Linked DNA regions of Mus musculus: all the other regions are linked to region 3. The links are chromatin loops, found by intact Hi-C in ENCODE. Cell type or tissue: heart. All regions are shown on one strand.

Region 1 (2,500 bases), 750 kb after region 3:
GGTCAGCTATATCACACAGTGAGACCCATTCAAAAACAAAAACAACACAAAATATGAACTTGTACTTTTCATATCTTCACACCCTCATTTAATTTTTGAAACTATTTTTCATAACTATCACCTAACCAGGTATCGGGCACTATATTAGGGAAGCCCCTCCAAAGATTAATCTGAGGTGCACAGTTTGGTCCGGAGGGACCCAACTTCCATCAAAGCAAAGAAATGGACAAAGGTGTAAGGAACATTCAGTTTGAAGAAGCCTAATCTAGACAAAATGCCAGGGCCTTCGACTCCAATCTTGCCACCTTGGCGGGAGACCTTTAAGTTCTTTGCCTAGCATGGCTGTCCACTCTGAGAGGCTCTACCAACAGCTGATTGAGAAAGAGGCAGATACTTACACCCAACCATTGTCGGACTGAGGTTAGAGACCCCTACGGTTGGATTAGAGGAAGGGTTGAAGGAGCTGAAGGGGAGGGTGACCCCATAGGAAGATCAGCAGTCTCAACCAACCCGGACCCCGGGGGGCTCCCAGAGGCTGAGCCAACAACCAGGCAGCATACATGGGCTGAGCCAAGTGCCACCCATTCCCCAGCCTCCTGGGACCTATGTAGCAGAGGTCTGCTTAGTCTGGCTTCAGTTGGAGAAGATGGGTCCAATTCCCAAGGGTCTTGAGGCCCCAATAATGGGGGATGGGGAGATAGATGATGGGGAGCAGAATGGTGTGAGGAACTGGGTGGGGGACCGGGAGGGGGGTAACGCCTGGAATGTAAATAAATAGTTAATTAAAAAATGTGTCAAAAAGAGAAAGAGAGAGAGGGGGGAGGGAGGGAGGGAGGAAGGAAGGAAGGAAGGAAAGAAGGAAAGAAAGAAAGACAGACAGACAGACAGAAGAAAGAAAGAAAGACAGACAGACAGACAGACAGACCACTGCACTTAGCTCCTGGATGGACAGAGGCGGGGCAAGCCTCGGGACTGAAGTGCGCACGCGCACGACCGGGAGAGACGCACGGGCGGCAGGCAGAAGCCGTGTCATGGCGTCATCATCGTGCGACCTATTTCCCGGAGACAGGCGTCCACGGTATTGAGGTATTGTGCAGAACCGCGTTCGGGTGCTTGTCGTGCTCCCGTCACAGTCTCTTTTCCCGCACCCCGGGATCACGTCCGTCCTGTGGCCGACTGGGAGGAGCCGAGCGGGACTGCTCGCTTCTAGCGTAGTCCCTGCAGTGGCGGCTCTCGGGCTTTGCTTTGGCCTTTAGTTTCTCTGTCAATACCGTCTTCATTTCGCTGCCACTGTTAACGTTGCCTTTCAGAGGTTGAAAAGCGACAAGTAAAACACCCAACGCCATCAGCTTCTAGCTGATTCCAAATCTAAACGGAGACAAAATGGAAGGTGGAAAAAGTAACTTTGCGTGCAGCCCTTCCTGTTCCGCCCAAGGTCGGAATGCTTGCGGTGGCAGTGTTAGCCCTTTTGAAACAAGGGTTTCCTTAATTTTACTTTTTCTTTTCCGAGACACAGTTTCTCAGTATAGCCCTGGCTGTCCTGGAACTCGATCTGTAGAACAGGCTGGCCTCGAACTCCGAGATCAGCCTCCCTCTCTTAGGTGTTAGGATTAAAGGCGTGGGAAACCGGGCCGGGCCGGCAGCTTTCTGCTGTAGCGGATTGTATTAAGAGGAATTTTTCAGTGTCATCTGGGAAAATTTCATCGTGGCTCAAATTTCTGTTGGAAGATAGCGTTAATGACTTAAAATGTGTTGACTACAATTTAGTTTTGGCTTGGAAAAGGTGTATTTGCCCTGGTGAGATGTCTGTGGTGTAATTATTAACCTGTTTGGACTAAGAGTAGACAGAACTAAGTATCAACGTTAGTTTTTATTTATAAATGACAGCTATCCTTATTGAACTTTAGAAAACTACTTCTGGATGGTGGAATTGATAGACTGAATTGTTTTGTTACAAGATAAGATGACAGTGTGAACAGTTTTTGTTGTTTTCTAGTAATAGAAGTGAAATTCCCAAATCAGAGATGTTGTGGATGCTTTCCGGTACCTATAGGGATGCAGTTTTCTCTTGTTTTTAACTTTGAAAAGTTCTATGGGTAAACAGTAGCACTTGTTTGCAAGCATTTGACTCTTCATGTATGGCTCTGAATAGTCTACAGTGGATTACCTCTTTGTTATTTCCACTTTCTTAAATAATAACTAATATTATGAACTAGTACTTTGAGCATTCTACTAATGGAGTATAGCTTTAAGAGTTTTATTGATATTTATTTTGTCTACATCACAACCTTATGTATTATTATTACTTTAGAGGTAATTGTAAAAACAAGCCCCACATTTTTGAGAAGATAGTTTTTGCTGCTTTCTTTCTTTCATTTTGAAAACATGTTGAAGTAAGCATTAAATTAGAAGTTGATTCTGGTGTGGCTCCAGTCTTAACAGGTCCTTGTAATTTATGTACTTTAAAATGTTTCTATTTATTCATGTGTTTGTGCTCATG
Region 2 (2,500 bases), 540 kb after region 3:
TCAACCATTCTTTATGCTGCTGGGTCTTTTTTCAACCATTCATAGATTGGCAGTCCATTTAGGTTTTGTTTTGATTTTTTTGCTAACAGTTACAATAAACACCAATACCTCAGAATCATTTTTATACATATATATATATAGCTTATTAACTAAATAAAAGTAGCCTAACCTGTGTAAGTACAAAGTTGCAAACAACCGCATCTGTCCCAATGGGAGGCATCAATTGTATCCTGCATTTCCCAGGTATGAGGTGGAGCCTATGGTACTATCCACCTGTGTGGTGCTGAAGAAGGAACTCATTTTTCTCCGTCAGGAACTCATTTCCATGCACCTAGTCTCCCTTTGCTGCTTGGCATCTTCAACTGTCAACCACCATCTATGAGAAAGCCTTTCAAAATCATATGTAGCGTGCAAGCGCAGACTCTGCACTGTCATATGAAATGTTCTGCAGTAGTTCTTTGACTCATCCTTCTTAGACATTGTCACTACACCTAACTCACCAGACTACCTTACTTTTTACAGAGTTGGTCAGACTCACCCTTCCAGATTTGTGTGTGTGTGTGTGTATATATATATATATATGATTGATTATAGTGTCAATTCTAAGCCAAGATATGTATAATGAAAATGAAAATAGGACTCTCTCAACCTGTCCCTGCTCCCCCTTTCTCCCTAACCGCATCTGTCTTTCTATCTCCACCTAATCTAGTGTAATTTCCACTCCACGTGAGATGAGCTCTGCCTTCGGGGCCATTTGTCCTTGCTCTCAGTAGGATGCACTCATTTCCTGAAATTTAAATCATTAGCTAGCAGTTTCCTACCCCGTTTCCTGCCACTTGCCTCCACTTCCCCTCTCAGTCACTTCACACCAAACCTCAGCTCAAACCCTCCAGAAAGTGAATCTACATCCCTTAGGGCCTAGACTCTGGGGTCTCAGCTCCTTGTTGTAGCAATTAATCTTGGTCCCAGGGCCTCTCCGCCCCATCCTCCTCGCATCCGGTGCTGTTCTAGGAGGAGCCTAAACGTCAGTCCTGCTGAAGGGGATTGTGGTGCGTAAACAAGATTAACTCTCTAGCCCCCAGCAGTGCTGATTTGCGGGGCAGCCTGCCAGTCCAGTCACTGCGAGCCCTCGCGTGCGTGCAGGGCCCTGCGTGGGGAGCGGGGGATGGGGCAGCCTGCTGCCTCCATGCTGTCTCTTGGGCCGGCTCCTTTTCTGAGTGTAGTGGAGGGCCACAGCTGCTTCTCAAAATCTGGGGTGGACAGAGGCGACCGCTCCTAGCTGTGGCCTGCATCCATCCGCTCTCTCTTCCTCCCTGCTTGTCCCCTCCGCCCAAAGCGCCGCAGCAGCTCTCTCCAGCCTTCACTGTCCACCACTCCAGTCTCGGTTGCCAACTATGGGGGACCTACCCGGACTCGTGCGCCTTTCCATCGCGCTGCGCATCCAGCCCAACGACGGCCCTGTTTTCTTCAAGGTGGACGGGCAGCGTTTTGGCCAGAACCGCACAATCAAGCTGCTCACCGGCTCCTCCTACAAGGTGGAGGTGAAGATTAAGCCCACAACACTGCAGGTCGAGTGAGTGTGGGGCGTGCCGGGTGGTGGCAGGGCAATAACATCCCGGGTATGGGAGGAGCATGGAGGCTCCAGGGCATCCCTATCCTCCACTGGGCCCTTCTAGTCTCTCGAATGCTCAGCAGGACCTGGAATGAGGGCAAGAGATGAACGCCCTGCCCCTAAGCTACTCCCCCTCCTTGAGCTTGTAGTCTTACATTCCTGATTCCTTCCACCCATTTCAGTAAATCCCTTTAAATCTGCGACAAGAATCCAAGGTTTGGAGGCTTTTGCTGCTGTTGTTGTATTTTAGGGTTTGCTTTGTTTTGATTTCTTGTAAATCTCTCTTTAGTCTACCTACAACAGAGAAACATAGGTAGACAGGGTGGGGACGATGGTAGAAAGACATGGAATGTTTCAGGAACCACAATCCCGTCTCTCCTCTGCTGGATCCTGCAATCTCTCCTGCTTCTGCTGACAATACGGAAGTGGAAGTGGGAAGAGAGGCTGAGGAGTGAGTAATCTCAGTGGACAGATGGTCCCTGGGTTCCCAGAAGGATGCTCTCCAGTTCTCCCTTCCAGGGTTAATGTCAGCGGAGGCATCAGGCACAAATTAGAGGGCACTGCCTGTGCTGGGCTCACCTTTATGGATTTCATACACTGTGCCTTTTCTTTCTTTCCTGGCTGAATTTTTCAGTCAGCCTGGTCAGCCTAGTGTTGATCTCTGTGGTGGTTAACAGCATCTTCACAAGAAGACTGTAGAAGAGAATGGTGGCAGTTAAAAAAAAAAAAAAAAAAAAAAAAAGATCACATATGGGTCTTAGTTTCTTTTCCTATGGCTGTGATAAAATACCCTGACAAAATCAGCTTACTGAAGAAAGGTTTTGTTTGCCTCAGTTTTGATGTTAGAGTCCATCATGTCAAAAAGTCACGGCAGCTGCAACTTTCAGA
Region 3 (2,500 bases):
CTAAATGTTTAGGTTTGAATATTTTGAGGTTCTTTTGAAACTCTATTAAGAATACAACGACTCTGAGAGCCACTGGTAACGGAGCCACAGTATTTGTACTCCATTTCCAGGTCTTAGAAGTCAGATGATAATTACACTCTCTAGCTAGAAAATAGAAGCCCTGCTGGGTCCCAGTTTTAAGCCGTGAACAGTGGACAAATAGCTGAACCACTTAAGGTACACACTAAGAAATCAATTCACAGCCTGATACAGAAAGCAAAGGGACGCCTGTTTTCTCGGTGTTTCATTTAGCTGTTCTTCAAATCCAACAGCCCTAAAACCACTAGACCAACCACTGCACTCGCTGTTAGAGGAGAGCACGAGTCCACTAAGACTTCTCGATGCTGACTACTGATCAAACACTTTTACTTTAAATTTCGACACCTGAACACAACTTCACAAGAGGTTCAAAGCATCAGGCTCTGGAAGCCACAAGAGACAATGAGTTCACCAACAGTGTGAGGATGTTCAGGCAGGGGATGTTCAGGGAGAAGGCTGAACCCTAGATCCAGACGCTAAGCTCTGAGTTCGTGAACTTTTGGAAACCCTCCTCCTTAGAGGTCTTGACTGGCTAATTCCATCTGAGGCTACGTAGGTAGAACCTGTGCCTGGATTTTGCCCTTTTCATAAATGAATGGCTCTCTGTCCACCTGTCCATCAGCGACCCGGCTCAGCCAACTTGTCCACAGTTCTGCAGCTTCCAGGTCCAGCTCCTGGCCTCCAGGCTTATCAAGGACGTCCTCGTGACCCCAGCCCGTGGCCCCTTCGCCGCCCCTTTCCCCGGGGGTTCCTTTGATCTCCACGACCCCCAGGCCCGCTCATCTCGCGCCCACTTAGATCCCGGCCCCAATCATCCCACCGGACGCTCGTACCTCCAGTTTCTTCACCTCCCCTGGTCCCTCCGTGTCCCTGGCCTCCCATCCCGCGGCCCCTTTGTGCCATGAACCCTAGACCAGCTTTCCCCTACCTACCACTCATGAGAAAATCCTTACTTACTGGATGGCGGATTGAGAGCGTAGAGACACGTAGCTCAGGAGAGAACCGAGCCCAACGGAACCGGAAGCTGGCAACCCACAGCCCGCCCATTCCTCCTTTCAATTGGCTCTTCACGCAGAGACGTCACTACGCCGGCGCAGTGCTACGTGTGTTTCTCCCGGCTTCCCGAGCAGAGGCCGACCTGAGCGATTCGGGTCTCTCCAGCTGAACGGGCGGGCGGTGTGGGATCTTGGTTCCCGATTGTTCGCCTCCCGGTCTCGGGCGCAGCCTCTCCAGCAGCCTCTCCAGCAGCCTCAACGTAAATCCACGAAGTGTCGCTAGTTAGTTAGTGAGTGAGTGTCTGCGCTACAGCTATGAGTCTCCCCGCTGCGCATGCAAATAATGTCACTGATCAAAAATGAAACAAACATCTCAGTATGAACGACCTAATTCAAACTATTCTCCATTCCCGGAAAATGACTTTCTGCTTATTATTCATGGGAATATAGAGGGAATTAAGACCGCCTACCTAGAACTTTCTTGTCCCCAATGAGGAATTAGATGTACTGCTGGTACTAACAGTCTCTGAGTGCAATACATTTGACATTTCTGAGTTAAGATTTGTTGCTTGGATAATCTTGATTGGCTCTATCAGTAGGCTTTGAAGAGTTTTTACTTCATTTCACGTGCAACCTCGGGCAAGTACTGTGAAACAGATTACAATACTTTGCTTTCATATGGAGCACAAACCATAATTCTACCATTAGTATCTAAAAGACCTATAAAAATTTTCTTCCAATCACTAAAAAAGATACAGCAGGTTTGCAAGTGTCATGAAGCACTACCTTGAAACATTAGTTCTTTGCTATTTGAAGGAGTTGTTTTTGTATATTCAAAATGAGCAATTAGAGTTTCTTTTTTTAACTCAGCTTGCAGCCATATATTGGGAAGTGACAACTGTCAATCTGGCATAACTTGGCCTTTGGATATAAAAGGGGTTAATGCAGCTACTGTATTATAACATTCTTATGTTTTTCGTGGTTGTTTCAGTATAAGTACGCATCTATAAATCTATCACTTGAGAATAGGAGGTGTGTAGATGTTCCAGGTCACCCTTAGCTACATAGAAATTTGAAGGACAGCTTGGGTTATATGAAAAACGTCTCAAAACAAAACAAATATATATATACACATTCAAGCCCAGGATTAAACACTGCAAAAAGATAAAACAGGAGAGTGATTCATATATTAATGATGTTTAAAGAAACACAGAATCCATAAGAATTCAGGAGAAGTGGAACTGAGTAAAACAAAAAAATATGATTTTTAAAACCACTAAAACAGGGCAGCTAAATATAGGTGACAAACTTCTAGCATACTGTGAAGGATTATCCAAATTAGGTTACTTACTGGCTGGGTTTTTGTGTCAACTTGACACAGCTGGAGTAATCACAGAGAAAGGAGCTTCAGTTGAGGAAATGCCTCC

What was found. Hi-C counts contacts between places; a loop is a spot of excess contacts. Peaks named below come from ENCODE experiments on the same cell type or tissue, not always from the same donor. Only the 100,000 strongest peaks of a DNase experiment are listed, where the experiment ranks them.
Region 1: a loop joins it to region 3, with 5 times the contacts of the local background. A loop is called at or near these places in 4 of 42 quality-filtered maps.
Region 2: it touches region 3 in a loop (2.7-fold over the local background); 3 of 42 quality-filtered maps call a loop at or near these places.

What each region holds. Positions count from the first base shown.
Region 1 is chr11:17,256,573-17,259,072 of GRCm38, forward strand. It overlaps C1d (C1D nuclear receptor co-repressor), which reads left to right and starts at 975. Exons shown (of 5, transcript NM_020558.4): 1 at 975-1,086. In heart, no CTCF peak of the experiment used is centred here; DNase peaks (open chromatin) are centred at 559 and 1,039; H3K4me3 peaks cover 1,996 bases; H3K27ac peaks cover 1,768 bases.
Region 2 is chr11:17,050,776-17,053,275 of GRCm38, forward strand. It overlaps Cnrip1 (cannabinoid receptor interacting protein 1), which reads left to right and starts at 1,084. Exons shown (of 3, transcript NM_029861.3): 1 at 1,084-1,573. The coding sequence starts at 1,395. In heart, no CTCF peak of the experiment used is centred here; a DNase peak (open chromatin) is centred at 1,056; H3K4me3 peaks cover 1,445 bases; H3K27ac peaks cover 829 bases.
Region 3 is chr11:16,507,069-16,509,568 of GRCm38, forward strand. It overlaps Sec61g (SEC61, gamma subunit), which reads right to left and starts at 1,416. Exons shown (of 4, transcript NM_011343.3): 1 at 1,036-1,416. The coding sequence starts at 1,125. In heart, no CTCF peak of the experiment used is centred here; a DNase peak (open chromatin) is centred at 1,163; H3K4me3 peaks cover 1,912 bases; H3K27ac peaks cover 1,840 bases.